Linked DNA regions of Homo sapiens: region 1 is linked to region 2. The links are chromatin contacts, found by Hi-C or POLR2A ChIA-PET in ENCODE. All regions are on one chromosome and are shown on one strand. The core of a region is the stretch at or near the end of the contact, and the rest is flanking DNA. Distances in the headings are between cores, read along the strand shown.

The links. A loop is a pair of places that touch in the nucleus more often than their neighbours do. ChIA-PET counts read pairs that join two places held with the same protein, here RNA polymerase II (POLR2A). Pooled maps may share reads with other maps.
Region 1: a map of heart right ventricle shows a loop between it and region 2 (2.5-fold over the local background). The contact joins two enhancer-like sites. A Hi-C loop is called at or near these places in 4 of 168 maps with a recorded cell type or tissue (Right ventricle myocardium inferior, cardiac septum, heart left ventricle and 1 more) and 4 of 50 pooled maps. POLR2A ChIA-PET finds 5 or more read pairs at or near these places in 3 of 52 experiments (MCF 10A, WTC11 and activated naive CD4-positive, alpha-beta T cell).

The regions. Positions count from the first base shown.
Region 1 is chr5:126,042,783-126,045,482 of GRCh38, forward strand. The region is part of intron 2 of LOC124901056 (a long non-coding RNA gene); the gene reads right to left. Among named protein-coding and RNA genes, the nearest start is that of LINC02039, 140 kb to the right of the region's middle. Within about 2 kb of position 1,414, at least 3 of the 41 ENCODE cell types and tissues checked have a DNase peak (open chromatin) inside an H3K27ac peak, as active enhancers do; they include heart right ventricle, where a contact is called at or near this core.
Region 2 is chr5:126,001,192-126,003,891 of GRCh38, forward strand. All of the region lies in intron 2 of LOC124901056 (a long non-coding RNA gene), which reads right to left. Among named protein-coding and RNA genes, the nearest start is that of LINC02039, 180 kb to the right of the region's middle. Within about 2 kb of position 1,405, at least 14 of the 41 ENCODE cell types and tissues checked have a DNase peak (open chromatin) inside an H3K27ac peak, as active enhancers do; they include heart right ventricle, where a contact is called at or near this core.

The DNA of each region.
Region 1 (2,700 bases), core at 164-2,663, 42 kb after region 2:
GTCAGACTACCCCAATGGTGAGAAGGATGCAATTAAACATTCAGTTCACCTAACTCCCCAGATTCTTGTTCTATTCTCATCAGGAACCACTCTAACAATGATTTGGCTGCTCATGTCATCTATTTTCAGATAATCTCAGGCTCAATACAGAGTACAATAATGTACTATTGTGTAATATTCATTTTTGCAACTGATTGTGAGTTCATAAAAGTGCATCCTCAAAGCTGAATCCACTCGTGGTGTTCCAGAAACAGCTTCTGAAGCCAAAGGCTGAGGGTCAGGCCCTGAAATTTGGTCCATTCACCAAGGTAATGAGAGATGCTCATGAAGGCCTCCTCAGAGAGCACCTGCAGCAACCTCCACACCATTACCTTGATATTGGCATTGTTACCTGGGTGCTAGCAAAGCCATTCTAGTTCAACAATTACACTCTGAGTTTTGGTGCTTAGTACACTTCAGATCCTCTGCTGGAGGCTAGAAATTTTTACTTAAGTATCAAAAAAGGGTTAGGTGATTGGGTGACAAGAGTCTTTTAGTAATCAAATCACATTACAAAGCAGCTAAAATAGAATTCTAACTGGAGAGAATGATTTTTTAATGGATTGGTAAAGAAGAAAATAAGTAGGGAGAAGGTGGCATTTTCCTCACATCAACATTATTAATCCTGCTTTTGTCAGAAATACTTATTAAAACATCAGTAAATCTCCTTCTATCTAAGACTTTTAAAAAATGCACATTGTGGCCGGGTACGGTGGCTCACGCCTGTAATCCCAGCACTTTGGGAGGCCGAGGTGGGTGGATCATGAGGTCAGGAGTTTGAGACCAGCCTGGCTAATGTGGTGAAACCCCATTTCTACTAAAAATACAAAAATTACCCGGGCTTGGGGGTGTGCGCCTGTAATCCCAGCTATTCAGGAGGCTGAGGCAGGAGAGTTGGTTGCATCCAGAAGGCGGAGGTTGCAGTGAGCCGAGATGGCACCACTGCACCCCAGCCTGGGTGTCAGAGCGAGACTCCGTCTCAAAAAAAAAGCACATTGTGTCCTTGGGCATTCTATGCAGACTCAAGCAAGCTGTTCCAGCGTGTTATTGGTTGGTTGTTGTCAATAGGAACCTCAGCTGTCTTTGGGGGATCATTCTAGACTGTGGGAAACTGCATTGTACTGACTAATGAGCAATTTGTGGTAAAAGGTAGAAGACTCTTCCAGACTCAGAAATGTCCATTAATGCTTTAATATTTCTCCTTCAACCTCACTGCATTTGTTAGCCTTCTACCTAATGTACTTCTGAGTGGGTGGTGGAGAATTTCAGTCAGGTTTACATTATAAATGTGTTTCTGATTTTTTTCTTTTATCACGTATATTTTTTCCTTTTATACACAAGACAAATGCTTTTAGCCTGCAAGTAGAGCTAAGCACTCCCAGAGTAACTGACTCATTTAGCAGTGTTTGGCTTCCTGTGCTTGTCAGCGGCAGGTGACATTTAGCACAGGCTTTATCTCAGTTGTGGTAATTACTGGGCTGACATGAGCTCTCATACACAGCACAGATTGTTTTCAGCAGATGTAACCAAGCAACTCTGCTTTCTCTGGAGCAGTTTATCTGGCTTTCAAATTGTGGCATTCCATATAGACACACACGCACGCACATACAAGCATACAAATAGTTTAATGTCATTTTTATGGAAATAGTCATTCTTTTTTGCTCTGACTATATTGATTTATGCCACGAGGTGATGGAATGAGATATCTTCATTGTATGCAACTTCTGCATTACACGCTGGTAGTGCATCCTATTAAACAGAAAGGTTATTGTTATTGTAATGTATCTTAGCGTGCCCAAATGCTACTTTAATGATGTAATTAATATGCTTAGATTTACCATTTGATGTTCTTAGGCACCAGTTGTGTGACTGATGGGATAGCAATAATCATTTTTTAAAAAATTTGTGAGAGCAGTATTTTTTCTTAGAAGTTGGAATAAGAAAGTGTTTTATTAAAAGAAGGTGCTACACTAACAACACTTAATTGTCTGTGTAAGACATATCTTAGTGATGCAGCAACTTTCAAGATAATTTTTCAGTTCAACTTTACATTATTTATACTTAATCAAATTATGTATCCTGATACCTAAATATGAAAATAAAGAAAAAAGAATACCTGTAATACCAGCACTTTGGGAGGCAAAGGCAGGTGGACTGCTTGAGCTCAGGAGTTCGAGACCAGACTGGGCAACATGGTAAAACTCCGTCTCTACCAAAAATACAAAAAAAACTAGCTGGGCATTGTGGCATGCACCTGTGGTCCTAGCTACTTGGGAGGCTGAAGTGGGAAGATCACATGAGCCTGGGAGGCAGAGGTTGCAATGAAGCAAGATCATGCCACTACACTCAAGCCTGAGCGACAGAGTGAAACACTGTCTCAAAAAAAAAAAAAAAAAAAATAGCCTGGCACTTTGATATTTTCAGTTTTAATTGACATTCTCATATTTCCTGTGCCAAGATTACTCTAGTCAGTTAGCAATTACCCCACAAAAACACACAATTGTCTAGAGCTGTAATTCAAGACATATTAGTTATGTTATCTTTGCTTTAAACTATAACTAAATACATGTTCAAATTTTCATTTAACTGAATTATGTCACTAGACATGCTATCTAATGTACAGAGACAAGATGTAGCATAATAATAAATTGCTACACTGCA
Region 2 (2,700 bases), core at 155-2,654:
TTCTAATGTTTTGACCATTGTACAAATACTTGCAGTATTAAATAGCTAATAGCATAAAATAAAAAAACAAGTCATGTGCAGAAATCATAATTCCTTCTGGATTTTCTTTCATCCAGATATTTCTGGGTGAAACAAAAATAGCAATACAATGTATTTTTTAGCAATATAAAACATTAAATGAATATGATTCAAGGTACAAATGTTACTTTATATAACCTTGTTTTCTGTGTGTCTGCATTTATATGACCATAAACACAAGAAAATACTCAAGGTCTCAAGCACACTAAACCCACTATGACTCCAGAATGGATAATTTCCTGGCATTTTAGTAATTTTAGAAGGGGAAACCACACTACAATATTCTAAAGGAAATATTCTGCCAATACCACTTTGTAACAAAAAGACTCAGTAATTTGATCATCTGCCTGTAAGGTGAAAAAAGAGTTAGAGAAAATGACTAAATGACTATCTTCCAGAACTACTATCCTTTATTCATTATTCCCTTTTTAAAACGCTACATAATATAGGAATACAGAAAAGCATAAAAGCAACTTTCCTGTTCTAAAGGTAACATAGTCATTTTTCTTAAATACTCCCTATGTTGCAGGTACTGTGTAAAATATCTTATACACATTATTTCCTTTACTTCTTCAAGCACCCCCAGGGGGCAGATTCCTTATTATTACTCCATTTTATAAATGAGGAATGAGGAGCCAGAAAGGTCATATGTTCACTGAAGATCATTTAGCAAATAGATAGAGGAGCTAGGTTTCTAACACAGGCATTCAGACTTCAGGACCTGGAACACAGGGCCTTCCTCACTTAGATTTAGATTTCGAAAACCTACATATGGATGTTAGAATGAAAACTAATACAGGTCAATCTAAAGAATACTAAATAAATTTAAGTTTTGTTAATGGTTTGTTTAGGGACTAAGAAATGCATTCATTTGGGAAATCTGTTCTGAAATTCCTTCATTTAAGAGTACCCCCCCAGGATAGAGCAAAGTCTTCTGTCCCCAGTAACACATTACTTGTCTTTAGAATCATACGCGATTTAAATCATCTCATTGTTATTATTGTCACTCCATTGTCCACTGGCAACTCAGAGCCACACTGTCTCTGTGTTCAAAGCAAATGTTTATCAAATCACGCTCCAAGGTTTCGTGAAGGCCCTGAAAGCTGAGAGAGGAGGAACTAAAGATGAAATGGGAGTACTGAATGTGAGTCTCAAACCAGGAGGGAAAAAGGTATTGCCCTTGAATTCTGGCCCACACTGAAGTTTCCGGTTCCAATGTCTTTGTTGCTTTTTCTAATTTTTTGGCTGAGAGCTCGTGTGCTTTCCTCCTCCCAGGGGTTCTGCTGAGCAGGCCTGGTTGGAAGAGATCCCAGGCGAGAGCAGAGGTCTGAGGATTATTGAAGTGGTTTTCTTTTTAATCACTTATAAAAACAGAGACAAAGCCAATCACCAGCCATGTGATTTGCTCTAAGTCACTGGGCCTCTAAATTCCCTGAAGAAAGCCAGAGTCAGCTCTTTCCCAACAATGTGATATTTTGAGCTTCTCTCAATTTGAGAGCCTTAGACCTCTGGAAAGGGGAGGGAGAGAGAGAAAAAAACATACCTTGAACACATGAACAAAGTAGGGACTATAGTGAAACTATCATGCTCAAGCACAGGGGATAAGCCTGTGTGTCTCTGCCCCTTTCCAGCACTTTGAAAATTCATTTTCACTTTATTTCCTAGTTGATAAAACTCAGCACAATCTCTGTTCCTTCCTCTCATCACCCTCTGATTTTTCTTCTATGGGATTTGCAATCAGAGTTCCTTAAAGGGTAAATTAGGAACAGAAGATGAAGAGACTAAGATAAATCTGGTTGCATTGGTCCTTACCAAAATTTAATTAACTAGCATTTGAATAACCACTATCCAGGCAATGATAGGGAACAGAAAAAAGCTCTGGAAAAGATGGGAGAGATGTCATAACTTTATTGTAATTCTTTTGTATGATCAGTGTTTCCACATCAAGTTCTCACCCCCCAAAAGGACAGCAATAAATCCTGATGATTAACAAAAAGAATTAATTTCATTTTGTTGTATTTTGTAATTTTCAAGACTTAGCCCAGTTGAAAACATACATTGCCACCACTTCAACCAGCCCACCCCCACTTTATAAAAGAAAGCAATCTGTACAACCAAACCAAATGCTTTCCATTTTTTTTCTCCTCTCAGAAACATCAGCAGACTTAGTCAAGCACAGGCTGAGTGCCAGCCACAGCAAGATTATGCTAACCCCAAGATGTGGGAGTTGGCTGTGTTCCTCTGAGGCTTGCACAGAATGGTATTAAAAGTAATGAACACACAGAGAGACCCTGCAGGGCACGCCATGGTTTGCGTTTATGCCTCATTGGAACACTGCGGGTATTAGCAATTCTTCTAAATCTACATGTGCATGGTGTTTTCTGTTTTTGCACATGTACTGACTTGCTTCTCAACATATTTGAACCTTCTTTCCATTTTAATTGTCCAATTCCCATACTCTAAATCTACGTCTGCTATCCCCCTCTCCCTCCTCCTCCCCCAAAACCTGTACTATAACCAATTTGATAGAACTTTTAAGTTCCTTTCTCAGTGAGGTCCCTGTCATCTTTGGAACAGATGATACTTCATGTCATACCCTGAGGTCACACAGACAACTTGAGA